Regions from separate parts of the Homo sapiens genome. Here region 1 is linked to region 2. A link is a loop called in an ENCODE intact Hi-C map of the cell type or tissue named here. Cell type or tissue: ascending aorta. All regions are shown on one strand. Links, peaks and the distances in the headings refer to the core of each region. The heading gives the core; the rest is flanking DNA.

Region 1 (17,231 bases), core at 4,340-12,339, 220 kb after region 2:
TGTCACCAATCATAGAACAGAGACAGATTTTAGCAGGAGTGTATTCTCCAAAGGCCAACCCAAAAGATCTGAGGAACTGAGAAAACCAGAAGTTAAACCCCAGATATGCTTCTCTTCTGTTGTGAAGTACTCACCCACATAATATTAGCAAAGCTGTCAATAGCCATGGGTAAGCAATCCATGAGTTATTATATATTTTGGATAAAAATTTCATAATTTCAATATGCAAATCAATCAACAAATCATCATTGAAAGCATTAAGAACCTCTCTGCATGCGGTCTTGGGTTTTGCATGGATGATACTACAGATCTCTTTGTTCCAGGAAACTAGGAAAAATATAACATTTAATACATGGGGAGAAGCTGAATTGCTTTTCAGTATGACCTTGGGAGCAGGGCCTTTTCTTTCTTTAGCTCTTTTCTTTTCTTTTCTTTTCTTTTCTTTTCTTTTCTTTCTTTAGCTCTTTGGTGATGGAGACGAGGCAAGCTGAGCCAGGCTAATCACCAGACATATTGCCATATACACCCAGAGGAAAATACCACTCTCCTCTCACCAATTGCCTCTCACAAGCACCCAGACACACTACATCTGGGGATGCTGTACGTGTACACACTCTTCTCTCTCTTCCTGAGTGTCCCTGTCTACCCAGAAAACTTCTGTTTGCTTCATAACACATATCTCAAAAGTGACTTTCTCTGTGCAGAATTTGGTGAAGCCCTCTCTCTTACATCAGGCCTCATGAAGAGTGGTCATTCTTTGGAAGTATTCTGACAGAATCCTGCAATGCCTGCTTCTGTTTTTCTTCTATAGTTCATTCTCTGTGCACCATCTCTCTACTTTTCCATACTGTGAGGTGTTGAGGGCGGCGTCTGAATTTTGCTAATCTGTAGATTCCCAAGACCCAATGCCAGCTCCTAAAGGTGTGCCAAAGGATTGAGTGAACTGACACACAAATCCTGGCTTGTCTGTAGAGCATACATTCATCTTGGCAATCCCTTATTTGAGGAAAACACAGATACTGAGTCATTTCACAATTGTCACGACGTGCAATCCATTTTATGAATCAATAAAAAAATGTATCCCTTTTTGGGTAGGAATTCTATATTCTTTTTTGGTAAATGTTTCATAGATGTTGCTGCCTTATGTCTGTGACTTTCCTGAAATTGGAGGATGTCTCTTTCCACATGAGTAGTAATGACTTGCTGATACTTCCTGGCCCTTTTGACAGCAGAAAATTGTGTAGGGAATTAGGAAATACAGATCAAAGAGATAATAGAACGGGAAAAAAGGAGGACAATTTAATTTTCTGGAAATAATGCTTATGGTTCTGCAGCAGCTGCAGCATCACTGGGAAGGAGCAGGAAAAGCAGGATCAAGACTGGCGGGGGCAGTTGATTTCCCATCACGGTACAGAAAGGAAGAGGGCAGAATGGGAGCCTGAGCCCTCGATTCTTTTAACCCTGTTCTTGCTCCAACTCACTGGTTTTTATTTCATCTGATGGGCAGTGAAAGTAAACTGCCAATCATTTATTTTTGTAACATATTAACTACTTCCAGCATAAAAAAATCAATTCCAGATCATTTTCATGACCATATGTATTAATTTATCCACTTTCCCAAATTTTCTAAATTCCTGAAAAATAGTAGTTTGAGGCTACCACTAGCTCAGGTCATTAATCAGTTTTAAAACTATTTTCATGAAAACACAAAACAAATTACATGGTTTGATGAAATAAACCAATATTCTTGCAGTTTTAAAAAGAGGTATTAATGTAAATCCATATCCCAAATATGTTTTGGTAGTCTAGGGAGCACAACATACATTCTTCACCCAAGATTCATCCTAACTGGCTCTTCAGTGAAACAAGGAAGTGAAATCTGTCATAGAATTTTAAATAAGACAAGTTTGGGAGCAACCTCTCCATTGCTTGAAAGATTCACTTTTGATCTGTATAAGTATTCTTATATTTACTATTTTAAAAAGGGCAGTTCATTGGGTATAACAACATATGTAATATATAATTACTGTTTCTTAATTCATTCAACATCTAGAATATAAATTCAGTTAATTTATTTTATTCTCTAAGAAAATGATCTCTCTCTGATGAACATTCTTATTTAATTTTATCCTGAGTGATAGAAAATATTTTATCAACAGTGATGCATCATCCTATTTGCTTTCCAAAGGGGATTCAGATGTTAGAATTTATTTTTATGGAACACTGAAAATAAGAAAGGTCCCATTGTTAAATTAATAAAACTAGGGCCTTATAAAATTGAAGTCTGGATATTTTGAATAAAGAACTGATTTCAACTATAAAATAAGATGTGAAGAGAAATAGGCACTTCTGAGAACGGGGAATATTTTACTGTGTTCCTTTCTAAATTGGGGCTAGGCAGATCTTGACATACACTTTTCTATATGACCTGAAAGAGTGATGGAGAAGTAAAGATGATGTATGTGACAACCCTTGGTGGACTGCAAAACTGTAGATATGTAAGCTATTAAAATTCCAATGATGATAAACTATGGCTAAAAAAAATGCCAAGTCAAATGGAATAAACTGTAGTAATACATTGTGTTGGCCCTTGTAGTCGACAAATGCTTGCTTGGGTAATTGTAAAACTCTTCTGCTTTATTTTGGCTCCATTTGTATGCTCTCTTACTTCCACTCATCTTCCCAGCTCTTCCCACATCCCACCCTCACCCCTAGATTACCATAAACGTGCTTATTCTCTATCAGTTTAATATGGGATAAATTAACCTATAATAAGCAGTAAATGACTTTTAAGAGGTCTCTATATCACTTTTTCCAGGCATGATCATACTTTTTAGATACGTACCAAACCTGTATTTGACCAAATGCTGAATGACTAAACATAAAATCCTTTTTTGTACGTATGAAGCAAAAATTGTCATCACAGTTTGAACTTCTGGAATAGAAGAATAAATCTCAAGAATTATCAGAATTTTATCATTTTAATTTTTAATTAAAATATTTTAGTTGATACATTTGAAACATTTGACATTATAGGGTAAACACAATACTTTCTCAGCACTGTCAGCTAAGGCTTCTATACTCTTGGGATCTTCAAACATTTTCCTTGTATTCCTTAAAAGAATTTTATTAAACATGTAATATCTTACATACACTTGACATCTAAAGTGTCTACACTAAAATAAGTGTAGTATAATACTGATGTTTAAAAAATAAAATGTAATACCACTTTTTAAATGTATCCGATGAAATGTAGACACTGCAGTGATTTTTTTTGGCCACCACCGTTCCTGTAAAACACACATGAACACTTTTTTCACCAGCAGGAAATTTTATATCACTCTTGTTTCTTTTTGGTCTTATATTTTCATTCTACTTCCTCAGGTAATTTTATCCTGGAGTTGCATACTTCAATATATTTTATTGATCGCCCTATTATATGTTTCTGCAACTAAAGATCATCAAAGATTATTATAAAAATATTCTTGAGCCTGTAAAGTTCTAATTAGTAATAAATGTTTTCTAGGTTGCATTATCATTAAAATTATTATCAATATACTATTTATAAAATTATATATCTGCTATAATCTTAATAGATATTAAAAATGAGAACATTTTGTTCAAAAATAATTTTTTAGTGAAATAAATCATGTATTCCAGCTGGCTCCCTAAGATTGTGTATTCTTGGATGAATATTGCTTATTGCTGGATTAAAACAAGTTTCATCTATTCTCTATTTGTTCTACCCTGCTCTATTTCAATTCTAGAATATTGCTATTCTGTTTTCTATTGTATAGATGTAAGCACTAAGGAAACCTGTTCACATAAAGAGAGAAATAGAAATAGGGGACGTTCTATTATAACAATGTTATCTAATTATTTAGGCTTCCATGTTAAAAGCCAAAGGTCACATTATAACCATTAAAAATTACTTTTAATTATCTATCAGCTGATAAGTCCTCTGTAATTTTATTGAAAGCAAAGTGCTAAACCAGGTCAATTGCAACAGGATTTGGAAATCAGCCATTATGATCATTCTTATTCTCGGTTCCTAGAAAGTATTCAATAAAGGCTTAAAAGGACTTATAAACGGCCACCAATCATTACTTTCTTACTTAAAAACACAACTTTTACCAAATATACTCAGAAAGTTTGGAAATTTTGAAATATCATTTATTTTAATATACTTTGTCAATATAAAGCCTCATAAAAGGCTTTTATCTGATCAGAACCATAACCTGCACATTTAGCTCATTTCATTTAAAGGAAGTCTCCACCAGTAACCTGATTTGCAAAGCCAGTCCTTATTGTCAAAATAACCAGTCAAACTGGACTTATTTCTAACAGAAAAAAATGTTGCATTATTTTTAATTTCAATAAACTCACTAATATATATTCCCGGGATGACTCTCCCACTTTGCAATTCTAAGATGAAGAGTTGTGCTGAATATTTGTTACCTAGATGAAGTAAGACAACCCTACTTTGGTATTTCTTTCCATGCTTTCTGCTTTATTCTTATGGAACTCTCAGGGGGAATACAACATTGACAAGAGTTGGAAAAGGGAAGAGGGGAATTTTAAATGTGAATTGTAATCATTTCTGTCACCTCTACAATATGTATGAGTACTGAAAATTTCAGAACAGGCCAAAAGAATCAATTTCTAACATCATGTTTTTCTTATACCAGAAATTGTTTTAAGACAGATGGGTATATGATACCTACAATGGGCTTATGATGCCTTGATTAAGAGAGTTTGTGCAAAAGAGAATTTGTGCAAATATTAATATTTTGATTTATCTTTTTGTAAGAGACAAGCAAGGCGTTTTTCACTCCAAGATACATCTAAAATACATATTATAACTGAAAGAGAAAATGTATATTAAAATCAACTCATAAGTTATGCCTTGATTATATTACAGCATGATGACAGTGGTTTTATAACATTGCTTACAACAATCGTAAGATTATTGATCATTCATAATTTCAAGGATCCCAGAAATGACACTGACATAAACTGAGGGCAAAGCTGACTGTAACTAAAAGATTTTAGCCAAATGTCAAAGTCAAAGATAAATGTCATAGCGCCCTAACAAATAGTATATGTTTATCAAAAGCGATAAACCTGGAGATGTCATCACAACAACAAAAACTTTCATGAAAAAGACAAGACAAAGGTAAGTTACGACTGTAATTGTAGCATTAAATATAGGGACTAGAAGAGAAGAGATATATGTGAAAAAAGTTGACTTTGTAATTGAGAATAGTTTTGATACATTAATTGTATAACAGATTTTTCAAATGATCCAAAATAAAGCTACTTTTCAAAGGAACTCTACAAAAGACATTATTACCTTTGGACATATTTCTAAACCAACTTTATTTTCAAAGAGAAATGTGTTTACGAAGCATTGAGCAACTTTGGGTGGGTTGAGACCGAAAGTATCCTTGCCACTTGAGTATACATTGGGGGAGGCAGAGCTGGAATCATTGGCATATGTGGAATGAAATTAATGCATGTATTAGCACATAAGGGATGTGAATAGCAATACTTTTCATAAACAAAAAAAGCAGGATTATTGGTTGTAAAATTTATCTACCATGTTAATATGCTGAATAATCCTGTACGTTTTCTATCCTTGTGAATACTTGGGCTGGCAGAGAACAGGCTGGAAAAATCAGGAGATTACAGACTACGTTTCCATCCTTCAAGTATTTCCCTGCATGGATACTGAGACGTAGAACAAATGATAAAAAGAACATGATGAATGTGCTTTTTGTCTTATTAGAAAGACTCACACTTAATATGACACTATATTAATATTCAGAGATCAGGCCAGTGGGCTTGTCAACTGAGCTGTAATTCCACCAGCCTGCTTTAGTCAATACTGCAATGGCGCTTCCTTCTATACATATTATTAGAAACTGCCCTAGTGGAAAATAATCTTCTACCAGCCCAGTCTTGCTTTTTATATTAGAATTAAAATTTTTATTCATTAAAAACATTATTAGGAGAGTGAAAGGAAAAGTCACAGAGAAGAAAAAGATATTTTCTGTATATATAATTGACAAGTGCTTATACCCAGAATATATTGAAGACTTCCAGAAATAAATTAGAAAAAGACCTAGCACCTTACACAAAACATCCAAATAGCTAATAAATATATGAAAAGGTACTTGGTCTCCAGAGAAATGCAAATTAATACCACAATGAAATCTCTACATATCCTCCAAAATGGTTAAAGTTAAGATTCATAATGCCAAGTTTTAGTGAGGATGTGGAGCAACCGAATCTCTCATCCAATTGTGAAAATGAATCATCATTATCTACTAGAATTCATCATCCACAGAGCCTCTGTCCCAGCAATTTTTACCGCTACATAAATACCCAGGAGAGTGACAGCAAATGTGCAAAAAGTCACGTATAAGAACATTTGCGGTTGCATTATTTGTAATAGCTCTAAATTGAAAACAACTCAAATGTCCCACAACAGGATATGTAAATTGTGGCATATTCATACAATTAAAACTTTATAGTGTTTTTCAATGAAATAGAATAATGTTAACTGCATCAGTGTCAATGAATCCCATGAATATAGAACTGAGCAAAAGATTCCACATACACACACACAAACACGTATACACAAACACATTACAAATCATATAATTCTATTTACAGAAACACTGGTGTGTTCATTCTAAGTCATCCAGACTAGTCTTCTTTCTTGCTCTTAGTGAATCACCAATGGAAGTTTTGCTCAGGAGAATGAAATGTCCCATACTTGTACATGCAAACACTGGGATCCCCAGTTACCACAACCCCAACCTGATGGGTCTCCTACCTTCACCTCCTCAGCCATACTAAACTCCTTGCTTTTCTTTGGCAGTTGAGAATCTTTCTACTTGACTTGAAGCCTTCACACCTTTTATTATCTTCTGTTGTATTGTTCTTCTGTATATGTTCTGATAGCTAACTTCCTTACTGCCTTAAACCTTTGCTCATCTATCAGCTTCTCAATGAGGTCTACCCTGATCACAGCATTTAAAACTGCAAAGTCTAACCCCAATCTTATGATACTCTTGATCTCCCTTGCTGTGCCTTTTTAAAAATAACATTTGTCATTTTATGACATGTTATAAAATGAACTTACTTATATTTCTTGTTTATTGCCTGTCTCTCCTCTCTGGAATATAAGGCAGAGATGTCTTGTTTTTCACTGTTTCTTATTATTCAGAAGTATATCCACTAATAACAAGCATTCAATAATTATTTGTTGAATAAATAAATGAAAAGAATTATGTGCCCATGAGAAACAACACTTGCTTTTTCTTTCTTAAAAGTATATAAAAAGATGAATGGATAAATTGAATTGTATGCATATATTTAATATAGAATGAAGCAATAATATTTCAAGGAGAATGACTTAAGAATAACTTCAGATGATGTGAAGTCAGTCTTTGTACAAGCAATCACATAACAGAGTCAATTATATAGTTTTATCAGCAGATCACAGGGCCTTCTTTCTCTTTTGTTAGTGACATAGATGAATACACACACACACACACACACACACACACACACATATATTCTGTATAATCATTAAAAATGTCACTTAATGTAAGAAAGAATGCGGTTCTCATTTACATTCTTCTAGTTTATTATTATTTCTTGAGAAAATATTGCTGGGTTAATTATAAAATAGATTCTGGCTGTTGCGTGTTAGCGCGCGTCCCGGAGTGCGCATGCGCAGCGGCGGGGGTTGTTCCGGCAGCCTTTCACTGAGGCCACCCGCCAGTTTCAAATTCAGTGGCGTTTGCCCTGATTCCCGGGGCCTGGCTTTCAGCGTAGCAATTCTGCCGGCGAAGAAGGTGAGCGCAGTGCTGTGTGGCAGCAGAGGTCCTTAGGACGAGGAACAGCGGGACGAGGAAGGGCAGACTGGTGAAATCGCAAACTGGGCGTCTGTTCCGGCACCGGACCCCTGTTTGCAAAGGTGGGTGGCCCGTCCGGAGCGGAAAAACATTCCGGAAGTGGAGGGCCGGGCCAGCGTGATTGACAAGCGGGAACCCCTGTGTGGGGACGGGGCCGGCCTAGGAAGGTTGTGCCTGCGGTGGAACGGCGCGGTGCGCAGGAGTCGGCATTAACAGCAGCCGCGTGTCTGGGTCTTAGATTTGGCCTAGCTGTGTTGAGCTTTTCATGGATTATGTTACGTAGATAAGACACTGCAACAGTGAGTGAGCGCTTGTAACCCACCTGTCTCTTACAGAAACTGAGCCCCAGCGATACTAACTTTAGCAAGGATACAGCTGGGATCCTAAACTTGGCGATCAGAGCCCAGAGCCGATAAAGTTAGCTGCGTGAGTCTAGCTTCCCCCGGGGCGGGAATCGAGGCGGAGCAGGGTACAGTACGGAGGCCAGGGATGAGTGCAGTTGACCAGATTGTTGACGGAAGTGTCATAAAAGTGGACTTAAATGTTGATAAGCAGCTGGTTGGGTTCCACACAGGTTGCGAGCTCAGGATGCACGTTGGAGGGGACACAGGGCCAGAGCAAGGTGGGAATGCGGGTATTATGGGCCAGGCCATCCTCCAGCTGGTGGAGCACCGCAGCACTGCAGTGTGTGGCCCTGGCTTAACAGCAGTGCGGAAAAGCTTTTCTCTTGGGGCTGTGGTGCTTTCCAGGTGTGTGAAGTTAAAACATTTTAGGGCCATACGGTAGGTAGTACCTGCCACATAGTTGTCTTGGTCAGCCCCGGCTGCCGTGACAAAATACCATAAACTGGGTGGCTTAGACACAGAAATGTGTTTTCTCACAGTCCCAGAGGCTTGGGATGTCCAAGATCAATGTGGGGAGGACACAACTGAGCCCACAACAATAGTCTGTACTCGGTAATGAGTGATAATTGGGGACTGAAGAAAATGAACACGTTAAGAACTAATATGTTCCTGAAGTGCTTTCACAACTCTAACCTCGTTTTATGAGCGTGAGCTTTGCTGTCCTGGTGTGTGCCTTGGCACTGGGAGGTGATGGTTGTCCTCCACACAGCCAACCTGAAGAGGGCTGAACAAGTCGCTGCAAATGTTTTTAATAGGGCTTAGTGAATCCGTTATACTCAGATTTATCTAAACCTCTATGATTTAGCCTGTGCTGCTTCTGGAATAATGAGATCCATAATTACCACTGATGGGGAAGTGAAATAATACTTAACGTTTCTTCTGTATTGTTTAGTGTTGTCATTCTAGAGTTTGGTCACCAAATCTGTCTTTTTTATCCCACTTACCCTGGTGGGAGGAAAAGTGAGGAGATAGAAAGTTTCAGGTGGCTTGGGGGTCTGGCAGATGTGGTTCAAATCCTGAGTTCAAGCACTTGCTGAGTGACCTTGGGCAAGTCATATAAGTTTACTGAGTCTCAGTTTCTTTCTCTATAAAATAGAGCTTATAAAAATACCACACAGGGTTTTTGTGGGGTTATCTGAAAACGGTTTGAAACCATTAAAGAACTGGCCATTTAACTAATAGGTATTCAAGTCATGGGACCTCCGTTACCCAGCCTCGGAAGAGAAACCTTTACTTACAGCCCCGATGTCTGGCTGGCTCCTCATTCATTCATCAGATTTTTGTTGAATGCCTATGAGGTGTTGAAGCACCTAGTTCTGAGTCCTGGAGCCAGAGAAGAGCAAGACAGACAAGGTTCCTCTATTTATGGAATGTATATTCCAGTGAGGAAGAATAAATAGGTTCAGATGGTGCTAAGAGCTATGAATAAATTAAATACAGAGTAATGTGATTTTTAAAAAGTGACTTAGAGCAAGCTAGGGGGTGAGGAGTGGGGGTGGTGTTTGACCACTGTCCAGCGGCCAGACAGCCGGAGAGGCTTCTCTGAGGAGGTGAGCCAAAGCCTGGATATTGAGGAGGACTCCTTCTCCAGGCCAAGGGGAGCAGCAAGTGCAAGGCCCGAGCTGAGTAGATGAGGCTGGGAGCCAGACCAGTCTTAGGCTGACCAGTGCTCTGTCTTGAGAGGAGCTGCTGGTCAGCTTTTTGTCTTGGGATTCAGAACGAGGAGACATAAAGACTTTTTACTTGGCAGTGGGAGCTGAAGCTGAAAGGTCCAGGGGCTGATGAGGCCACGTGTAAGCGAAAGTTTGGGATAAGCAGAAACCGAGTGCGCTGAGGGAGTGAGATTGTGGCTGTATCCGGCGCCTGGCTGAGCAGGAGAGTGAACCCCGTGGGTGTGTGTTTGCTGGTGACGTTCCTGGAGCTGTCTTGAAGTCCGAGCTGCCTTGCAGCTCTAGTCTGCTTCTGTTTTTGGCTTTCCCAGATAGTTTCAATTCTTACTCTCAGTTTGTGAACCTCCCTTCAGTGAACCTCCCTTTACTTATGCTGGATATCTCTTGCGACTGGATGAGCTTCACTAAAGCACAGTCATTTGGATCTGGATTCGAATCCCTGGTTTTCCACTTTTTAGCTGTGAGTTTGAGCAATTATTTAATTTCTGTAAGCATCAGTATCCAGTAGCTGTATCCTTATAGTGTTGTACAGATTAAATGAGATAATAAAAGCAAAAGACCACTGTAGAGTGTTTAACACATAGGAGGTACTCAAAAATTTGTTAGGTACCTTTCCTCCCCTTTCCTTCATGTGTTAAAGCTTTTTCAGTACATACCCCTCTCTCAGGATTGAATTGTAAGTCATATTTTTTAATTACCCTTCTTGTAATAATTCCTCTACCTCTGTAGTCATGTTTTTCTTTTTTCATTTTTTCTTGTCCCCAGAATGTCTAACAAAACAGCCAAATATACCTCTGTAAAGACAGAGGGTAAAATAATGCTAGTTCTGTGAGTTCTCTCTTCTTGTGCAAATCCATAAACTGCCACCAATCTGTAGTCATTTTAATTGCCCCTAAACCGAAGAGCATCATGGCAACTACCTTTCCCCTCGTAGAGTGACACTATCACTAGTCTTACTGAGGCCAAAGTTATAAAGATGGGCTCTCGATCTACTAATATTAGTAAAATGGGTTTGGGACTTACTAACATTTGTGCTTAGAAGAGACAGACCTGGCAAAGAGCTTGGAGAAGTGAGTTCCAAAGAGAGAGGTGTGGGAACCAGGATGGAAGAGTCAGGCCTCCAGATAGCGTTTACTTCTCCTTTCTTCCTTGAATCACTGTCTCAGAGATAATTAGGTTCAGAAGAGGAGGAAAAAAAAGATGACGTCAACATGGAGCAGAGTTTTTCTTAGACCTTAGCCTAGCAAGGAAAGAGAAATGCCTGGTCTCAGTGCTGGGAAGCTGTTTCAGCCAGAGCCCCGTGGCTGTGAAGAGAGCTCTCCTGTCTGGAGCCAAACAGAAAGCTCATAGGTCTTGAGGCCAGAAAAGTTAGTAGGTGGCGGCTCTGGTCGGTGCTGGAAATGGAGGCCAGGATGAACTAAGAAGCAAACTAAAGATACTTGTAATATAAGGACGTGTAGGCTGGGTGCGGTGGCTCACGCCTGTAATCCCAGCACTTCGGGAGGCCAAGGCGGGCGGATCACGAGGTCAGGAGATCGAGACCATCCTGGCTAACACGGTGAAACCCCGTCTCTACCAAAAAAAAAAAAAAAAAAAAATTAGCCGGCCGTGGTGGCGGGCGCCTGTAGTCCCAGCTACTCGGGAGGCTGAGGCAGGAGAATGGTGTGAACCCGGGAGGCGAGCTTGCAGTGAGCCGAGATCGCGCCACTGCACTCCAGCCTGGGTGACAGAGTGAGACTCTGTCTGGGAAAAAAAAAAAAAAAAAAAAAAGATAAGGACGTGTATGTTAACTTGCGCTATCCAAACAAGCTGTGCTTATGGTCCTCTGCCTGTGCGTCATGATTTTCCAGGACTTCACAACGGGATAAAGTGAAGTAGCTTCGGCTTGTGAATGTGCATTGCAGAGACGTGGGAGAAGAAAGCTGCAAAAGTCATTATGAGCAACACCCTTGATCTTAGGGGTGCTGGTCTTTGAGAAGAGAGCTCTAAGCCTTTTGTAGAGGCATTAGAAAGGTATCGGCGCCACGGTGAAATGCAGGGGAGATTGGGTTTAGGGGCTTTCCTGGTCTGCATTCTGCTACAGCCGTTAAATGCCGCTAGATGGAGTGCGTGATTCTGGTATGGCCTCATGTGGACCTGCGAAGGATGGAGAGAACATGGTCTCTGCTTCCCAGAAAAAAAGGAGAAATTTGGTAACAAGTGTGGAGACTGCTCTTAAATAATGCTCCAGATTTCAAGCCACTTCTTCCTGGACCATGAGAGAGCTCCCTAATGTTGTATTTATTTTTCCTAGGTCCATGGCTAATGAAACACAGAAGGTTGGTGCCATCCATTTTCCTTTTCCCTTCACACCCTATTCCATCCAGGAAGACTTCATGGCAGAGCTGTACCGGGTTTTGGAGGCTGGCAAGATTGGGATATTTGAGAGTCCAACTGGCACTGTGAGTATGAACAGTGAGAGATACTGAAAAGGACAACTTAACGGCAGCTGTGCTAGCTTTTCCTGTTTGCCCATCCAGAGATTTTCATAGTTTGAAGTTGGGCAGAGTAGTCTCTCTCAGTTTATCTTTCTGAGTAATAGTCGCTTCCTCTATTAAAATCTTTTTTTTTTTTTTTTTTTTTTTTTTGAGACGGAGTCTCGCTGTGTCGCCCAGGCCGGAGTGCAGTGGGACGATCTCGGCTCACTGCAAGCTCCGCCTCCCGGGTTCACGTCATTCTCCTGCCTCAGCCTCCTGAGTTGCTGGGACTACGGGTGCCCGCCGCCACGCCCGGCTAATTTTTTGTAGTTTTAATAGAGACAGGGTTTCACCATGTTAGCCAGGATGATCTCAGTCTCCTGACCTCGTGATCCGCCCACTTCGGCCTCCCAAAGTGCTAGGATTACAGGCATGAGCCACCGTGCCTAAAGTCTTAAACATAGCTCTGTGGTCTGAGAAAAATTAGGCTGAAGTCATTGGTGCCTACCTATTACGGTAGATGAGATGGCTTTCTTACCAACTCTTTTCCCTCCGGTTCCCCATCCTTCAAATATAATTCTAAGTTTTAGTCTCTGCTGAGTGAACCAGTGCGTTATGATTATGTTTTGAACATAATTTTGTCTTGAACAATATGTCTTAATATTCTGTTTTCTCTAGTTAATAATTGCCCTTTTAAAGTTAGTTTAGTTTTTAATATACCTATGCCAGTTCCTCCCACATCATCCAGTGGCCTCTCAATATGATTTTCCATACAGATAACTCCTGTCTTAGTCGGCCAGGACTGCCATAGTAAAATACCATAGACTGGGTGACTTAACAGGAATTTATTTTCTCACCATTCTGGAGGCTGGAAAGTTGAAGATCCAGATTCTGGCAGGGTTCTGGTTCTGGGGAGGGGGTCTCTTCCTGGCTTGCAGATGGCTGCGTTCTTACTGTGGAGCAAGAAAAGAGGAGGAGGAGAAAAACAAATCTTTGGTGTCTCTTTCTCTTTTATGAGGACAAGGGCTGCTCCCTTATGGCTGCTCCTTTATGACCTCCTTTACCCTTGAAGGCCAGATCTGTAGTACAGTCACATGGCGGGGTTAGGATTTCAACATATGTTTGTTTGTTAAGATGGGCAGTCTCACTATGTGGCCCAGGCTGGTCTCGAACTCAAGCGATCTTCCCCTCTCAGCCTCCCAAGTACCTGGTGGCTGGCAAGATCCAAGATTACTGGTGCACACCACCATACACAGCTTCTTTTGTTTGGTTTTTGTTCTTTAAAAACTTTTTTTTAACATGCATTTTGGTGGGGATACAATTCAGTCCACAGCAGTGACCAATTCCATTTTTACCTTGGAGCCCTCCTGGAATCCTCCATCCTTTCCCTGTCATTTGAATTAGTTGCTCCTCAGACTGACTTGACAGATTTCAGCATGAGTGTTAGTGGGGACAGACGGCCGCACCCACACCACATCAGGGTATATGTCCGTTTGGAGGCTTTCCTCAAACGTCTGGCAGCCCTGGACTGCCTGTGTATGCTGAAGAAGAGGGCACAGAAAGGCTGAGTCTGCAGGGCAGGCTGGCTGTGGCTGCCAGGCTGGGCTCCTTTGTTGGGGGCCTCCAGTTGCCAGCACATCTGTGGGATTTTCCCTAGAGTCTTCGGTCTCTCCAGAGCAGGTGCCTCTGAGCTCTGGCCCAGCAGGTACAGACGCTGAAGCCCAATAGCCGGTCTTCCGGGAGGTGGTCTGGGGAAGGGGATCCAGGTGGAGAGTCCCCCTCAGTGCCTGCTTTCAGCCTGACCCTCCTCTCCCTCCCTCTTGCCTCCTCAATCTGCCAGTTGCCTCCAGGGCTCTCCTAGCTCAGCTTCCACTTAGAGCCCACTTCCTGTGTTCTGCAAGGAGCAGGAGCAGGGATTGCAACCTGGGAATCTAATTGTTCTTAAACAGAATTTCAACCCGTCCCTTTGTTTTCAGTGGCCTGCTGTGTTCCTACCACTTCCTGAGTCTTTCTGAGAATGAGTGGGGGAGATCTCTGGGGACACTTGGGCTTGAGTGTCTCTGCCGAATCACTTCCATGTCTCTGCCTTCTTTCCCTCTCTCCTAAAACATATTACTCCTTCCACTTTCTTTGTTTTTGTGGGTGTAAGCCTCCATATTACTTTGGTTAATTTTAGTGTGCTTTGGAACACAGATGAGTGCATGTTCATTCTGCCTTGTTTAATTTTAGAGACAGGGTGTCGCTCTGTTGCCCAGGGCCGAGTGCAGTGTTAAGATCATGGTTCACTGCAGCCTCGACCTTCTGGCATCAAGTGATCTTCCCACGTCAGCCTCCTGAGCAGCTGGGACTACAGGTGTGCGCCATCACACCTAACTAATTTTTTAATTTGTAGAAATGAGATCTCACTATGCTGCTCAGGCCGGTGGTCTTAAACCCCTAGGCTCAAGCAATCCTCCCTCCTTGGCCTCCCATAGTGCTGAGATGACAGGCGTGAGCCACTGTACCTGACCCCTTTTACCTTGTTTAGCCTGACAACCCATCTTCTCCCTCTCAGGTCTTTCCATCTCAGTCTTCTGCACTCCAGGCTTCTGCATCTTCCTCCTATGCTCAGCCTTTAATTGTCGATGTTTCTGGTTCTATAGCTTCATCTTCTTGTGTGCACTCTCTGTGAATGTACCCTGTGGCTTTATTACCTTTGACATTCTTCTGTCTTCTAAATCATCTCCTGAATAGAGTGTTTTCTCCTGTCCTGGGTGTCCCCCAGCCCATAGGAGCAGCCATGCTGTGGGACACCCTGAGTGGGGTCTGTGTTACCTGTTGTGCCTACCATGCCCTTCCCCGCCTTGGATGCACAGGTGCCCCACCTTAGCTGCCCGAGATGCTGTTTATCCTTGATAGTCACCTTTTAAGCCTTCTACAGGTCTATCAAGTTGAGTCACCATTACCACTTGGTGTGTGCTGTGCCTTGTGTAACACTGCAGTTCCGGGAGTCCTCCAACCTGGAATGCATGCTTTGCGGGGATCTATGATGCCCTCGAATTGTATGTTACATGTGAACCTGTGAGCATTTTCTAGGGGCTCTGCACCTTTGTGTTCTCAGCTCTGAGCCCCATGCTTGCTGCAACCAGCAGGTGTTCAGAGTGAATGAATTTGCTTATCTTGGCATAAATCATGTAACTGTTGATGATACCCCAGGAAGGTGAGCCTTTGGTTATAAATCCTTTTAACATTTTCCAGTCTAAAAGTTTTGTGGTCTTATTACAGGATGTAGAAAACAGTGGGCCTCAGTTATTCTTTTGCTGTTGTGCCGGAGTATACCACGGTTGTTTTTGAAAGATAACTTTGACCATACCCTTAGGAACTTCCTCAGCTCACTTTCAAATGGAGGGCACTGGCTTTCTAACCATTGTGTCTCCCAGCCCAGTGACAGCTGAAGCTGTCTGCTTCCGATATCACAGGCAGCACAGAAGAGCCGCCCTCCAGGTGCTGCTGGGAAATGCTGCCTGGAACCCTTTGCCATTTACTTTCTATCAAAAGCTGAGGGAAATGGTACATATGGGGCTTTCCTAAAAATATGGGATCCATCCATTTGTCAGCAATGTCATTCTATCCTATCCCAGGGCCTTTCAAGATTTTGGTGAAAACTAATAGATCCCATATTCCAGAATAATGCTATTAATAATTTTATTATTATTACTTAATGATAGCAAAAAGTTAGCTAACTCCAACCGCTCACTTGTTATTTGCCAGGTAATCCTCTGATCCAGAGGATTTGGCCTTTTGTGTGTGTTAATGTCCTGCTTGCACCAGCTGTATGAGGAAGGTGCCACTGTTGTCATTTCCATTTCTGCACTCGTGGAAACAAGCGTAGTGAGGCCAGCCTGAGCCACAGAGCTGCAGGTAGGGGAGGCAGCTGGAACCCTGGCGCCTGGCTGTGGAGTTTGAGGCTCTGACTCCTGCGCCGCGCTGCTGCCCCAACCCTAGTCATACGAGGTGTTTCACCCCGCCCTGGATACTCTGAGATCCCCTCTGGGTTCAGCAGGCTCAGAGAGCTGACTGCCTGGAGCAGAAGGCATGGGGTCCTCCAGAGACTCCCCTGAGCTGAGTTCCCCTGTGGACACCAGGGCCGCCTCCTTGTGGCGCTCCCTGAAGGGTCCTCTCTGGAAGAACTGTATTGGTTCCCTGGGGCTGCTAGAGGAAAGCTTCACAAACTGGGGCTTAAACAACAGAAACTGACATCCCACAGCGCTGGAGGCTGGAGTCCGAGATCAAGGTGTCAGCATGCTTGGTCCCTTCTGAGGGTCGCGAGGGAAAGATCTCTTCAGGCCCCTTTCCTTGGCTTATAGGGGCGTGTTCTCCTTGGGTATCATGACATCGCCTGCCTTCTGTGCATGTCTGCATCCACGTGTCCCCTTTCCAATAAGGATATTAGCCCTTTAGGCTGGGTCCCGTCCTAGTAGTCTCATCTTAACTAATTACATTTGTGACAGTCCTATTTCCAGATAAGGCCACATTCTGAGATGCTGGGGGTTAGGATTTCAACACAGGAATTTGGAGGAATACAATTCAATCAGGCTTATGGACAATTCTGGTCTTAAGTCAAGAGTAGTGTTCTCCAGTCTGTATGTGGAGGCGCACACCTATGGTCCCAGCCACTTGGGAGGCTGAGGCCAGAGAATTGTGTGAGCCCAGGAGGAGTTCCATACCAGCCTGGGCAACATAGCAAGACCTCCTCTCAAAAACAGACAAAAAAAGTGGTGTTCCAGAGTGATT
Region 2 (15,188 bases), core at 1,791-9,790:
TAAATATTCATATGCTCATTGTAATATAAACAAACATATATGTTTTAATATAAACATATAAATATTCATATGCTCATTTTAATATAAACAAATCCATACCTACTGGCCTCCCCCAACCCTCTTGTCTGTGACACTCCAAATCCCAGGAAGCTTGCGATGAGGAATGAGGATGTAAAATATCTCACGTGAACAGAGAGGATGTGCTTTTCCAAATGGCCTTCCTAATGACTGCTCTTCTCGTACCACGTGCTTGCCTGGTGATGAGATCCCCTAGAAGGACTGTTCACCTGGGTCTGTCTAGCAAGGCTGGCAGGGGCCCCACCTGGTCCACAGAAATCAAGATATGGTTGTTGTGCACTTCTGTCCTGCTCACGTGGCTAGATCTTTCAAGCTAAGGAAAATAAGAGAAATCACCAGTGTTACTGAATAAAGAAAGCCTGTGGGGTACAAAGAGACAAATAGACTATGAGATTGAAGAAGTCTATACATAAACAAAGCTGGGGTTAAATTCATTTAAATGAGTTCGAAGACACTTGTCCAGTAAGATGAAAACATATACAGAGTATTATGAATACCACCACATTAGATACAAGATTGAATATTCATATGATTAAGTAACAGGCGTCTTTAGCATTTGTTTGAAGGTGAGGGAGAAGTGTCCTCACATTGGATAGCTAGTCATCTGAGATGATTTGCAAAGCCATCTGTCTCTACACTGCCATTCATCTCAGCTTTCTCTACATTTCACAGTACTTAAAGACTATGCCAATGATTTTGGTACTTAATTATATCTTGCCCTGAAATGTCATTTGACAGTTTTGGTTACCCATGTGTAATATTTTTATCTAGAATGTATCAGCACCTAGCACAATGCTAAATATATATTTGGTACTATATGAATTCAATTTCCTTAGATTATGACCAATGTTGCTTTGACATTATTAGGATACCATTGTTTTATTCTTACATTGGATTAAAAAAATCCAAACACCTAGCACCTATTTACCATTTTCACTGTGGGTTTCAATGGATAAAACCAGATATCAACTTGGATACATCCAAGATTAGACAGCTCCCTGTGTAACTATAGATATAAGAAAGAAAAATAAGCCTCAGTGTCTTTTGAATCTTGCTCTCAGTTAAGGTTCAACATAAGCCCTGACATCTTTATTTATTTTTGTTTTTATGTTTAATTTTATATATGCATGTATGTATGTTGAGACAGGTTCTTGCTCTGTCACCGAGGCTGGAGTGTGGTGACATGATCACTGATCACTGCAGCTTCCCAGGCTCCAGCTATCCTCCCACCTCAGCCTCCTGAGTAGCTGGGACCACAGGTGCATGCCACTATGCCCGGCTAATTTTTGTGTTTTTGGTAGAGATGAGGTTTTGCCATGTTTCCTGGGCTGGTCTTGAACCCCTGAACTCAAGCAATCCATCCGCCTTGGCCTCCCAAACCAAAGTGTTGGGGTTACAGGTGTGAGCCACTGTGCCCAGCCAGCCCTGGCATCTTTTTTTTTTTTTTTTTTTTTTTTTTGAGATGGAGTTTCGCTCTGTCGCCCAGGCTGGAGTGCAGTGGCGTGATCTCGGCTCACTGCAAGCTCCGCCTCCTGGGTTCAAGCCATTCTGCTGCCTCAGCCTCCCGAGTAGTTGGGACTACAGGTGCCCGCCACCACATCCGGCTAATTTTTTGTATTTTGTTTGTTTGTTTGTTTGTTTGTAGAGACGGGGCTTCATTGTGTTAGCCAGGATGGTCTCGATCTCCTGACCTCATGATCTGCCCACCTTGGCCTCCCAAAGTGCTGGGATTACAGGCGTGAGCCATCGCACCCGGCCCCAGCCCTGGCATCTTTAAGTAGCTTTGCTAACTATTCCTGTGTCCTTAGTGGTCTTTCAACTGCTGGGAATAAATAGCCTTTACTGTCAGTGTGAATGGTTCTGAAAACTAACTGCATGATAGAACCACCTACAGAGTTCATTAAAAACATAGATGCCTGTTAGCCCAACGTGGTGGTGGGCGCCTATAGTTCCAGCTCCTAGGGAGGCTGAGGCAGAAGAATTGCTTGAACCTGGGAGCAGAGGTTGCAGTGAGCTGAGATTGCGCCATTGCACTCCAGCCTGGGCAACAGAGTGAGACTCCATCTCAAAAAACAAAAAAACGAAAACAAAAAACAAAAAACGCAGATGTCTGAGCACATCCCCAAAAATAATTAATTAAATCTTTATTGATGAGACCTGGATATCTGCATTTTAAAATAAATTCTACAAAGGATGCTAACCAGATTTTAGAATTGCTGGTATATGTCGCTTCTTTATAACTTATATGTTTTGGATTAATGATGATCTTTTTCGTCACGTGAAGACTATCTTCACAATTAGACTATAAGATTTCTCTAGGTAAGAGACAGTATATTTATATTTCCTGTGGTTACTCGAATATGATTTTGCTTAATTAATATGTCTTGCTTTTGTGAAACACATTTAACTTGTCTACTGATGATGGATCAAATTGTGAATATTATTTCCTTTTTTCATCCGAGAAGCTAGGATTAAATTCCTTTAAATGAATTTGAAGAATTTTGTATTTATAACCAGAGTCATGGGTTGTATTCCAAGTAAAGCTTTTTTTATTTTTTATTTTTTTATGAGATAGGATCTCACTATGTTGCCCACACTGGTTTTGAATTCCTGGGCTTCATATGATCCTCCCATCTCAATCTCCTGAGTAGCTGCCAGATAAAGTTTTTGAAAAGTGTTGTTGAATTGGGAATCTTTTTTCTCTTAGAAAAATAGAATTAATTTTTTTTTAATAGAGATGGGGCCTTGCTATGTTTTCCAGATGTTTGCCAGGTTGGTCTTGCACTCCTGGCCTCAAGCAATCTTCCTACCTTGGCCTCCCAAAGTGCTAGGATTACAGGTGTCAGCCACCGCACCTGGCCATTGTGCCTGGCCAAAAAATATAATTTTAAAAAGACCAGAAAGACTTTTCTTTAGAGGTAAAGATGAATGAGCCTATGTTAAAGTGTCATTGAAAGAAATTATTAATGGTCAGTCGTGGTGACTCACCCCTGTAATTCCAGCACTTTGAGAGGCTTAAGTAGAAGGATCTCTTGAGCCCAGGAGTTTGAGACCAGCCTGGGCAGCATAGCGAGACCCTATCTCTACAAAAAATAAATAAATAAGATGAAAAAGAAGTTATTTATTCTTCGATCATGATGGCAGGCAATCAAAGAATCTTGGAGGCATACTAGTTAGAGCTTTTAACCCCACAGGTCTTCATTGTCCACATCGGTGATGACCATTTTTTTAGTAGACAAGGCAAGAACTTAATGAAGAGAATTACTTTACGTTTCTTGAATTTACTACTGAAGAGTTATAGGTAGCTAATAGCTAATATTTTCGTAGCTAGTGTTGGGACACGGAAACCAACCCCCCAAAATATGGTGCTTTGATGGGCTGAACTGTATAGTATATCTGATATATTTATATAGTGTATAAAAAATCACCTGACACAATAGATGGATAATATATCTGATATATTTATATATCGTATAAGAAATCACCTGACACAATAGATATGTAATATATCTGATATATTTATATATTGTATAAAAAATCACCTGACACAATAGATGGATAATATATCTGATATATTTATATATTGTATAAAAAATCACCTGACACAATAGATGGATAATATATCTGATATATTTATATATTGTATAAAAAATCACCTGACACAATAGATGGATAATGTATCTGATATATTTATATATTGTATAAAAAATCACCTGACACAATAGATGGATAATATATCTGATATATTTGTATATTGTATAAAAAATCACCTGACACAATAGATGGATAATATATCTGATATATTTATATATTGTATAAAAAATCACCTGACACAATAGATGGATAATGTATCTGATATATTTATATATTGTATAAAAAATCACCTGACACAATAGATGGATAATATATCTGATATATTTATATATTGTATAAAGAATCACCTGACACAATAGATGGATAATATATCTGATATGTTTATATCAGATATATTATACATTTATATATTATACATATACATTTATATATATACATAATAAATACATTGTATTATACATATATGTATATATTATACATATACATTTATATGTATAATATAGTTGACATATTTATATATTTATATCGGATATATTGTACATTTATAATATATTTATTATATTTTATATTATAGTATATTATCATTTATAATATATTGTTATATGTTATATGATATATATTTATAGCAGACATAGTAAATATCTATTGTGTTAGGTGATTTTTTATACAATATATAAATATATCAGATATATTATACATTTAAACAGTTAAACACCTAAACAGCCCAATTTTATGTGGATCAGTACTACTAACGGCTTAGGGTAAAATGACAGCTACAGCATAACTAGAATGTTAAAGTGGCATGTCTCAGACAACGTGGATGGACATAAAGTATTTGAGAGAATATTGCATAATAGAAAAAAACATTGTAAAGACTAAAATACTAAATAAGACCTTTTTTTCCCGAGCAATAATTTGCCCAGGCTGGTCTCAAACTCTTGGCCTCAAATGATCCTCCTGCCTTGGCCTCCTAAAGCATTGGGATTATAGGCATGAACCACTGCTCCTGGCCAGAATTCTTGATTAAACAATAGGGTCTAAATAAATTTAAACCCCTTTTATTCTTTTTATTCTTACAGGGTAGACTCAAATATTCTATTTCTTTCCAACTTTATATTCTTGTCATAACAACCCAGTATTCTCTGAGGCAAATGGATGCTTATGACCAACTGGCCTGAAATGGGGGAATATAGGGTTAGTGGTGAGTCACATATAAGAAAATGCAAGAGAATAGCAGTGTATCATATTTCAAAATAAAATACAAACTATACATAAAACTGACCCCAACAAGTATCCATTTCATTTCCTGTCGTGTATCTATATGCTTTCCTGGAAAGAATAAACTTCAGTTCACAAAATCAGATGTAGAAGATACATCACTTTTAAAAATTCTACGTAATTTTAATTCCAAGATTCCCATGCCACCAGGCTGGTGGGAAATCCAGTTTAAGTTGTAATTAGGCCTTTTCTCCAGTATTACATATGAATTTGAGTGTAATACCCCAAAACTTGAGAAGGCCATTGTATCTCCAGTCCACTGGGGCAATGAATAGCTTGAGCACCTGATCATTATAATGACCCAGATGTGTATCTTTTTCTTTTACTCTGCGGTGAGTTTTTCTAAGGGAGGAATCCTATTTTGTTTAATTTTGTATTATAGCATGGGATATTGTGCCTGGCAGATAGTAGGCAATCAGTTAGTATTTCAGGAATAAACACTCTTGGTCAGTGATACAGCTAATGATTTGCAACAAGCATATCCTTAAAGTACCTTTTCAGTAACGATTTCCATATGAACAAAGAAAAAAACTAGAACCAAGAGGTAAAATTATAATCCTGTTGTCTTGTTCCCATAGCCATACTCTGATTTCTTTTATGTTCTGTGCCCTGGCTTGATACTTAATTTGACAGCTAATTATAATGTTTATTAAGCTCTGAAATATACTTTCTCCTGGCCTTTTTGTCTGAAGTTGTTTGAGGTGTCACCATGGTTGGAAGTTAAGAGCATGGAAGCTAGACTTCTTGGTCTTGAATTCTAGCTTTGTCACTAACTTAGTAACTTTGGGCAAATTACATGTCTCTGCTTCAATTTCATTTGTTAAGGTAGTACCTATTTCACAAGGCTGATGGTGGCAGCAGTGGGGCGTCCAGAGCTGCCGCTGCCATCACGCCAGCTGCAGCAGGGAGGGGCGGGCAGCGGCGGCGGAGCAGCTGCGGGAGCCGCAGTGGCTGCTGTGGGACATCTGTGCCTCGCGTCCCCTGTGCCTTGAGACCCCAAAGCAGCCGACTGCGCCGCCACCATCCTCGCGTTGCCGGGTGGGGCGACGTGCTCCCCGGCCAGGAGCCTCCACCGCTCCGGACCCTGGCCCTATGTCGCCGCTCTCGCCCGCCGCCGCCGCGGAGTGGGAGTGGGGAGGAGGGGAACAGTCCTTGGAGCCGGCCCCGGGAGTACTCCCGGAGCCTGCCGCCCTGGAAGCCGCCACGATGGACCGGGCTGAGTCGCCCGCCGGAGGGGAAGCAGTGTAGTCGGGCACGGAGGGGCAGGCAGAGAGGGGCCCCAAGGCGGAGCTGGGTCCGGGGCGGAGCGGTGTTCGCACACAAAGCGCTGGGGCTGGACCCAGGGTTCGGGGCCAAGGCGAGAAGTGGGAGCGGGGCCCGCTTTGGGGACCCGGACAGCGGTGTGGCCACCGCGCACACCTCCGACAGCGCCGCATTCCTGGGCCTTGGGAGGAGGCTCTGAGTAGGGCCGCCTGGGGCGCGTCTTCAGGGTCCTCCCGGCACTGGGGTGACCGCCGAGCTAGACGCGCCTGAGGGCTGAGCCCCAGGGCTCGTGATCTGCTCCCGGAGGCGCCCCCCAGGCAGGGCCGTGAGCCGGGCGAGGGAGAGTCCTGGGCTGCCCCTGAGCCCCGGGGCCACGGGAAGAACTTGCAGCGACGTCATCCCTGCCCCGGACACAGTCCCGGGCCCAGGGAGGACCTGGAACATTCCCTTCCTCCCCCCCCCCCCCCCCGCCCCCGCCCATCAGCCCAGCCTGCAAGGAGGCGCCACCGGACCTGCACACTCAGGAGCAGGTGAGCCAGGGACAAGCAGGAGCCCCGCCCCTTCCGAACTGGTGGAGCAGGAGCTCCCAGGGTGCAGCTGCAGCCACCTTGCCGCGGCTGTGGACATTTTCTGTGCTCTCAGAGGCCCAGCAAAGTCCCCTGCCCACTGCAGGCTCCAGGGTGCCTACTCCGGCTGCCTGGCTTCTCTCCACTGTTAGCACCCACTCTGAACTCAGAGCAAGGTCGGGCCGAGCCTGGGTACTGTCACAGCCTGGCCGAGCGTGCACACGCTCAGGACAGTGCTGATACGCCAGCCCCCTGCCGTCTCGGCCCCCTTTGGAACTTGGGCACCAACAAGCGTGGGAGGGAGGCTGAGAGGGGTCTGAAGACAGCTGGACACTGACTTGCAGGCGCTCCTTGGCATGAACAGCCTGGGAGCAGGAGGCAGACAGGTTCCTGGGTGGAAGGGGATGGGTCCCCAGTGAAGTCCCACCCTCAAGCTGGTGAGGGCTTGAAGCCTGCAGACCAGAGAGGTAACTTGTGGTGCTGCTCCCTGGGCCCACTCATGGCTGCCCATGGACCAATCAGCATGCATTTCCTCCCTCTGAGGCTCATAAAATCCCCCAGACTCAGCTAGATTGGAAGAGAGGATGGGAAGACAATGGATGACCTACCTGTGGAGAGAAACTACCCATTCCAGAACCTCCTCTCTGCTGAAAGCTGAACACTCAATGGGAAGACCTGTTTGCAGAGAGGAGCCAGCCACTCCAGGGTCTCCGTTCTGCTAGAAGCTGAACACTCGTTGGGACACCCTTGCTGTGGAAAGGACATCCTTACTGTGGAAATGAGCTACTAACTGCAGGTCTCCTTCCTCTTCATCTTCCTTATCCTTCTGTTCCATTGCTCAGTAATGCTCCTCTTCATCTGTCTCATTCTCCACTTGTCTGCTTGATGCAGGAGCTGAGGAGCTGCACAGCAAGGTTAAAAGAGCTGTAACACAAACAGGGCTGCAACATGCCCCTTGCTCCCCACAGGGAGAGAAGAGCTCTGGCCCTCGGAGAAGCCCAGACCTGGGAGCTCCTTGAGCCCGGGCTGTGACTCCCTCTTTGGGGCCCTGGTTGGCGTCACTGCATTCGCCAGTGCCACTGTTGGAAGCTGCTTGTGATGCGCCTGGTCCAGGGGGAAGCTGTTTGTTGTGTGCCTGGTCCAGCCACCTCATGGAGAGCCTGTGCTGGCACCTGGAGCTGCCCAACCTGGGCAGCAGCTTGTGTGTGTGACTGCACAGTGGCCACGCTTGCTCACACACCCCTAGCACACCCCTCTGCTCCACCCGTCTCAATCTCCCTTGGATCCGGGATCCAGGTTGGTAGCAAGTGCGAGTGGGCAGAAGCAGCCCAGTGGGCCCAGAGCAAAACTCAGGCAAAGGTGCCACTAGACTGGCCAGGAAAGCGACACCCTAAAGATCCCATAATGCTGATATGTTAATTCTATTCTATAAGCACCACACAGAAGTGATAGCTTTTATTTCTTATTTTGTCTAGCCTGGAGACAGAGCTAAGGATTCCTTGAACTGCAAAGTCTTTTCCAGTTCTTAGTTTATACAATCCATACTCACCTTCTGCCTAACTAAGCATTGTCATTTTTGTGCCAAATGAAGAGTAGGACTCCTACGATTGTCCTCAGACTCTCTTGGCTCAATCCTCCTGCTTTAACCTTTCCTACTTCAAAAACTCCTGAAGTTTTGCTTCCCCTTCTATAGAATGGAAATATATGTCGCAATACTTACTGCAAAGAAAATTATATATTTTAAAAATAGACTAAAGAGATGTTGTGAGACATCAGACATCAATCAGATGTTGTGAGAACTGATTTCTGCATCAGAATATCTCCTTGACTTTACAGCTATCCTTTAATCCTGGCTCAAAGTTCCAGAAGAAAGATGATCCAATATAATACTCCTATTTGGACTTTGAGTCATACACATTCCTTCTTCTGAGAAAACGTGCTTCTGCATGAATCCTCCCTTCATTATTTTCAGCTCATCTATTATTGAATCTGAAACCCCAGGTTAACTGACTGATCACTCTCATCAGTGGCAGATTTTGGTGTAACATAGGACACATCACTCCCAATTCAGGTCAAGTCCCAATTATCTTGCCTCTCAATATGACATGTTCAATGTTGTATTTCATTCTACTTCATTTTAATGTAAAAAGTCTTTTCTGGTGAAGTCAGTCTTTTATTTTCTCATAAAAATTCACCCTTTGGGTTTTTCATAGGGTATTCCCATAACCAAACACACTTTACACTTTCCTAGTACATAACCCAATACTTTCTTCTTTCCCCACAGTCCTTACATGAAGCCTACTCAGACCGACATCACTGTATCATTTTTTTGTATTCTGAAGTCCTTCAGCACTTGATTCCTTTAAGTTTAATCTTGGTATTCTATTGGGAATCATATGGAAATGTACAATGATATTTATTGAATGAACAGGAAACAGGGAAAGACATTGACCAGAAAAAGTGTTTATTCATCAAGTCTTTAAAGATACAAAAACACGTGTCTTCTGTGGAGCTCTGAGAACAGGACTCCAGCAAAGCACTTTTCAGCCTTGTGGTCTTCAAGCATTTCCAAGATCTGTGACATTGGAAAGAAAAAAAATTAAGACAGATTTGGGTCTCCATGAGCAGAGAGTATTCTTTCCCTTAGTTCTGGGTAGCATAGTGCCCAAGGAAACCTAATCAGTACAGTGGGAAACCAAATCTATTCCAAATCATTACCCATAAGCAATCCTATGGACTCTCTGAGGTTTGACAGAGTCAGCGGCCCTCTCCAATAAATGTGTTTTTCTATAATAATGTGCAGTGTGAGTAATTTGATGTTTTTGACAAATATTTACCCAGCGTTTTATGAAGGAGAAGGTTTGGGGGGCAAGCTGAAGGAGCTCTGACTGCCTTTTGGAGGAGTGTGAGTGGCTTACCTTTGCTGCAAGGAGCATTGTACTCAGCAATTGCAAACTCATCTGAAAAAAAAAAAACCAACAAAAAACCAGAAATCATTACATGAAGTGAGAAAGAAAGCAAACATCTGTGGGATACAGGCCAAGGAAGGAGTTTGTTGTGGGAAGAACAGTATTGTACCAGAAACATAAGCATCATTCATCTGATGTGTTGCTTGCTACCTTATATTCTCCTTTCAAATATAGTGTTTTATATATTCTTTTATCCCAAACTCCTGAAGGACTCTTCAGATGTTCTACTTACTTAAATCTCATATTGTCATACAGTCCATTTATCTGATGAAAAGGGAACTAAATATCCCACAGGTGTTTTGTATTAGTAGTTGATAAATTTATAATGTAGGTTGTTTCTATAATGTATGTATAAGAGACAAAAAGAGGGGCATCAGACTTGATGGAGACAAAATGAAGTGATAATGTAATTACTTAATGTAATAAATAACCCCAACACATCTCCTAAACCTGAATTTCTGTGATCAGGAATTAAATATTTCTACGTGAAAATCACTCTCACTCACCCGTCTCGTAGTAATCATAGACTTTCACTATGGCTGGTTTCAGATCTCTTACTGGGACATCTTGCAGAACCGTGAAGAACAAGCTCAGTGTCTGATTTGACACCTGGAAAGCAAAAGTCAATTAAATGACCTTTCAGGAAGCTTTCTTCTCTCTTTGAATTAGTTTAAGTATTCACCTGTTTTTTGGGGGAAAAGCTTTATTATCCTACAGCACACTATAGGGTCCTTAATTAAATTGTGCAGAAATCTCTCAGAGGGGATGATAAATTCTCCAGATTATTTCTTAAATAACTAACATAACGCATATACCTCTGTCAATGCCAATACATAGCTCTGTTCATGGGGGTAAATGATATATACTTTTTATTGGATGACTAACTGTGTTCATTTTTTAATATCCAGAGATTTGGTATAGTTTGACTTCTCTGTCTTGCAGGAATACTTGCGTAGACTCAAAGAGGCATCTAAAAGGTTGATCTTCCCAGGCTTAAGTTTCATAAAATTTGTAAACTATAATTCCCATCAACTTATGCATGAACAAACTCTCCTACCACACATATCTATAAAATCAGATTGGTTTACTGGTGAACTGGTCTTATTATTTTATGGTTCAAGTCCTTGTGGAGACTGACAGTTTTTTTTCCCTTTCATATTGTTGTTGAGTATGTTGATAATTAACTAATAATTGACTAATCACAAGGGCTACTTCCTTATATTACTGGGTATCCAAAAAACTTGTCAACATAATAAACACATTTTGTGAAGATTTCTTGCTTATGGGATTTTAGGAATATTCATATCCCAAGATCATAATAAGCCATTTCTACCTGTAATCCCTGGTGAAATATAAATAAAGGAGAGAAGAACATTCTTTTAGAGTTAACATTAGAATTCTCAAATTTCTAGCATGGAAGTGATGTTTCTAAAATGCATTTACCTTCCCAGATGTTCCCTTAGAGGATTATTATCTACGTTTTTTTGCAAATAGACTGGAAGTTCTCTTACCTTATCAAGGTAAATCAAGACATGGTTGCTGCTGACTTCTGTCCGGCTCACATGGTTAGATCTTTCAAGCTGAAGAAAATTGAAATACCACAAATGTTAATAAATAGATGAAACCCCTGGGGGATCCAGAGAAAAAATCTTTGTATTGCCAAAATAACCCTGAGGGTAGAATTCTTCAAATGCTTTTTGTAAGGAAATATATAATGTAATACAATTAAAAATGAAAGGCATAAAGGGTTTACTATTAGTATAACACACGACTAATGTGTAAAGTTATTTATCTGAAGAAAAGACAGCTAAGTATCCTAAACTTGGTAGTTACTCATATTTCAAAGTTCAATTCAGTTTCTATTTCTTCATAAGGAGTTTTTTTCCTGTTTTGCTTGCTCTATTTTTCTTTTAACTTCTGTAATACTTATAGTTTATGCCAATCAGTCATTTTCATATTTTTCACTGGTTCGTGTTCATATCTTTTATCTTCTTAGCAAAATTCTAAGCTAAGAAGAAATTGAAAAGCAGGAACCTGCTGACAATCTTTTTCTTGTAGTCATGGGTCCTAGCACAGTGCTCTGCACATGGTCAGCATTCATACAAACACATGTGATTATATTTCTGAGCTGGAAAAAGGATAAGGCTTTGATAGAGATTGACTTTAATAGTATTTTGATATTAGTATTGTCTTATGCTGGGGATACATACATCATTAAATAAAATAGGGCAGTCTGGGGTTATGATAAACCTACCATTTTCACTGTTGGCTTCAGGGGAATGAAGCCAGAGACCATCTTCACATCAACGATCGCCATGTTGGAGGCAGAGCGGCTCCCTGTGTAACTGAGGATCCAGGGGAGGAAAGGATTAGGGTTTTCTGTGTTTTTAAATATTTTCTTCTTCTATGTCCATGTTAAGCATTCCACAGCTCTAAAAGGTACACGTAAGTCTTCCCAAATATCTTATCCCAGTGGTTTGTAAAAGTGGTGTGCGTAGAATTTTTAGGAAGCCTGTTAAAGCCACAGAGACCAGGCCCTACTCTAGACCTGATGAATCAGAATGTCTAGTGTATGGGGGCTGAGGATCTGCATTTTTTTTTTTTGATGGAGTTTTTCACTCTTCTTGCCCAGGCTGGAGTGCAATGGCATGATTTCGGCTCACCGCAACCTCCGCCTCCTGGGTTCAAGTGATTCTCCTGCCTCAGCCTCCCGAGTAGCTGGGATTACAGGCATGCACCACCACGTCCGACTAATTTTGTATTTTTAGTACAGACGGGGTTTCTCCATGTTGGTCAGGCTGGTCTTGAACTCCCGACCTAAGGTAATCTGCCCGCCTTGGCCTCCCAAAGTGCTGAGATTACAGGCGTGAGCCACCACGCCCGGCTGAGGATCTGCATTTTAAGAAAGCTCTACAAGTGATGCACAGGCTGTTTGTGACCTCTAATCTATGCCAGTTATTTTATTTATTTGTTTACTTTTATTTTCTTTCAGCTGACAAAATGATGTATATTATGAATAATAAATTTCAGTCTACATTATTTACAAAAACAACAATAATTTATAATGTTTACTTAAACACTGGCTTTCAACAAAACACTTAGAAACACCTAGCGTCTTGTCCCCGAGAGTTTGCATCCGAAATTTGGACTGCTTAATTTATTTTTTGGCATATATATACACCAAATTAAATGAAAAAAATATATATATATATACTTAACTTTTAGGTTCAGGCGTACACATGCAGGTTTGTTATATAGGTAAACTCGTGTCATGGGGGTTTGGTGTACAGATTACTTTATCACTTGGGTACTAAATTTTGCACTGAATTGTTGTTTTTTTCTGATCTTCTCCCTCCTCCCATCCTTAACCCTCAAGTAGGCTCTGGTGTCTGTTGTTCTCCTTTTTGTGTCCATATGTTCTCATCATTTAGCTCCCACTTACAAATGAGAACATGCAGTGTTTGGTTTTCCATTCCTGTGCTAGTTTGCCAAGGATAATGACCTCCATCTCCATCCATGTTCCTGCAAAGGTCATGATCTCATTCTTTTTGATGTGTGCCAGTTATTTGTTACATGTATTTTGTCCTAACTTTTTTCCTGAATAGTATCTCCAACCAAGTAATAATATGTTTGTGGAGAGAGAGTTTTTTATCAGATCTGCAGCTATTTAAATATTGATGCATATAAGTGTATCTTCCCCCCAAATTAATTATATCATATATAACCTGAGATTTATTATTGCCAGTAGGAATTCTAACTAAGGAGTCACTACTTCCTTCTATTCAAACTTTTCAATAATTCTTCATCTCTATCTTCAATAAAGCAAGAATAATATAGGATTTCATTACATAACAAGGAATTCAGGTCAGAGGCAATGGGTAATATTTACTTAGTTGTTATTGAGGGAAATTATTACCCTTTAAACAATGAGGTTGCACAATAGTAGATCCTGGATGGACAATGTAAACCCCATCATTGAGAAATTATATCAACTTAAGAGAATACATTGCATTTTTTGTGAATAGTGCAAATATCTACTGTTGCACTGCTTTACTTAAAGAGGAGTTCCCGAAAGAAGACTGGTGGTTATTCTTAGGATTAGGTGATAGAGTCAGAAGGTCTTACCTGACACTTAGGGAGATTTGGAAGCTGGTGTGGGCTTTGGGTTCATCACAAGTTTGAGGCAGAGTCTGCACTCCTAAAGCAAAGGGGAACTCTTCCTTTTCTGGGAGAATATTGTATTTCAAGGATGTCTATAGAACATCAAAGACAAAATCAGTTTTTTGCCCTTTCCCAGAATTCCTGTCCACGTCCCTAACCCTTTCTCTGATCTGTCCCATTGTTTTCTGAGTTAGGACTTCTCAGAGAGAACAGCTGCTGTCCTCATCTGTCCTGTCCTCACCTGCCCAAGAGTCTCACCTGGAGGTAGACACATCCTTCTCCTGTCACTTTCATGCTGTATTCCCCAGGCAGCTCTGGCAATGAGACCTGCTGCAGTAACAGGCGGTTGTTGTTGTCCACTTGGAATTTGCTGGAAAATGTCCCTGAAGACTGGATAGTCACCTGTGCAGCCTTCCCAGTCCTGGTAAATGTGGCTGCTCCATATTTGGACAGAGCATGGAGAGCCACCACTGTGTCCTGTTAGAGACAGATGAGTGAGAGAACCCATTGGGCATTATAAGGCTTTGAGGGCTGAGATATTTTTCAAAGACCCATGTGAGGGACTTTGATTTCCTACTTCCCTCACTACTTAAATATAGGAGCTGTAATTTCAAGATTGATTATAATCTTTAGATAGTTGAAGAACCATAACATTCACATATCTACCTTGGACTGTATGCCCTACATGTTTATTTTATTTATCAGAAAATTGATCCTTTTCTCTCTGTAAGTATATGTGGGACATGGAATGTGGAAAACATGTGAATGGCAATCAGTTATTGGCATCAGCTATTTGCTAACATGTCTTTCTTGACAACTATGCTCATATCTGCCACCACTCAAGCAAAGTTCAGTCTGGCTCTCTCCCATATTAAACTTTGCTCAGTTGCTGAGGTCAGTGTCCTGGAGAGAACCCAAGGTTCTTTGCAGCCATGAGCAGAGTCATGCTTCAGTTTCTCCAAAAGAAATAAAAGATGAGTATTATAATTATCTTCTGGATTTAATGACATTTTTATTTGGCTTTCCCTTTTTATTGGATGATTTCCTGTTCCCAGTGAATGTCTGCTGGTATGTATCCTCAACAACATTAAACCTGCTTGGCCTCCTTCAAATAATATGTTTCTAATAAATGAATGATAACCTTTAACAAAATTACTTAGTTTTTTTCATTCATATGATAAAAGATTAATACAATGGAAATAGGATGGAATGCCATTTTGTCACATTTTTTCCGTTTTAGGGTATATAAGCAAACATCCGAATTCTCTGAAGATAAAAC

What was found. Hi-C counts contacts between places; a loop is a spot of excess contacts. Peaks named below come from ENCODE experiments on the same cell type or tissue, not always from the same donor. Only the 100,000 strongest peaks of a DNase experiment are listed, where the experiment ranks them.
Region 1: it touches region 2 in a loop (3-fold over the local background); 5 of 110 quality-filtered maps call a loop at or near these places.

Annotation. Positions count from the first base shown.
Region 1 is chr12:9,275,907-9,293,137 of GRCh38, forward strand. It overlaps LOC642846 (DEAD/H (Asp-Glu-Ala-Asp/His) box polypeptide 11-like), which reads left to right and starts at 7,751. Exons shown (of 22, transcript NR_024374.1): 1 at 7,751-7,990; 2 at 12,296-12,443. RefSeq lists enhancers at 7,349-8,197, 13,575-14,426. In ascending aorta, for the core only: no CTCF peak of the experiment used is centred there; DNase peaks (open chromatin) are centred at 7,775, 8,065 and 8,605; H3K4me3 peaks cover 1,550 bases; H3K27ac peaks cover 654 bases.
Region 2 is chr12:9,058,486-9,073,673 of GRCh38, forward strand. A2M (alpha-2-macroglobulin) reads right to left here. Exons shown (of 36, transcript NM_000014.6): 30 at 14,168-14,386; 31 at 13,874-14,001; 32 at 12,003-12,093; 33 at 11,260-11,328; 34 at 10,255-10,357; 35 at 9,698-9,739; 36 at 9,223-9,354. The coding sequence ends at 9,338. It overlaps LINC00612 (long intergenic non-protein coding RNA 612), which reads right to left and starts at 6,585. Exons shown (of 3, transcript NR_034140.1): 1 at 5,783-6,585; 2 at 1-391. It overlaps A2M-AS1 (A2M antisense RNA 1), which reads left to right and starts at 6,692. Exons shown (of 2, transcript NR_137425.1): 1 at 6,692-6,743; 2 at 7,341-9,570. It also overlaps a transcript of KLRG1 not described here. RefSeq lists silencers at 5,921-5,970, 6,031-6,080. In ascending aorta, for the core only: a CTCF peak has its summit at 5,812; DNase peaks (open chromatin) are centred at 5,846, 6,166, 6,666 and 7,862; H3K4me3 peaks cover 2,153 bases; H3K27ac peaks cover 2,974 bases.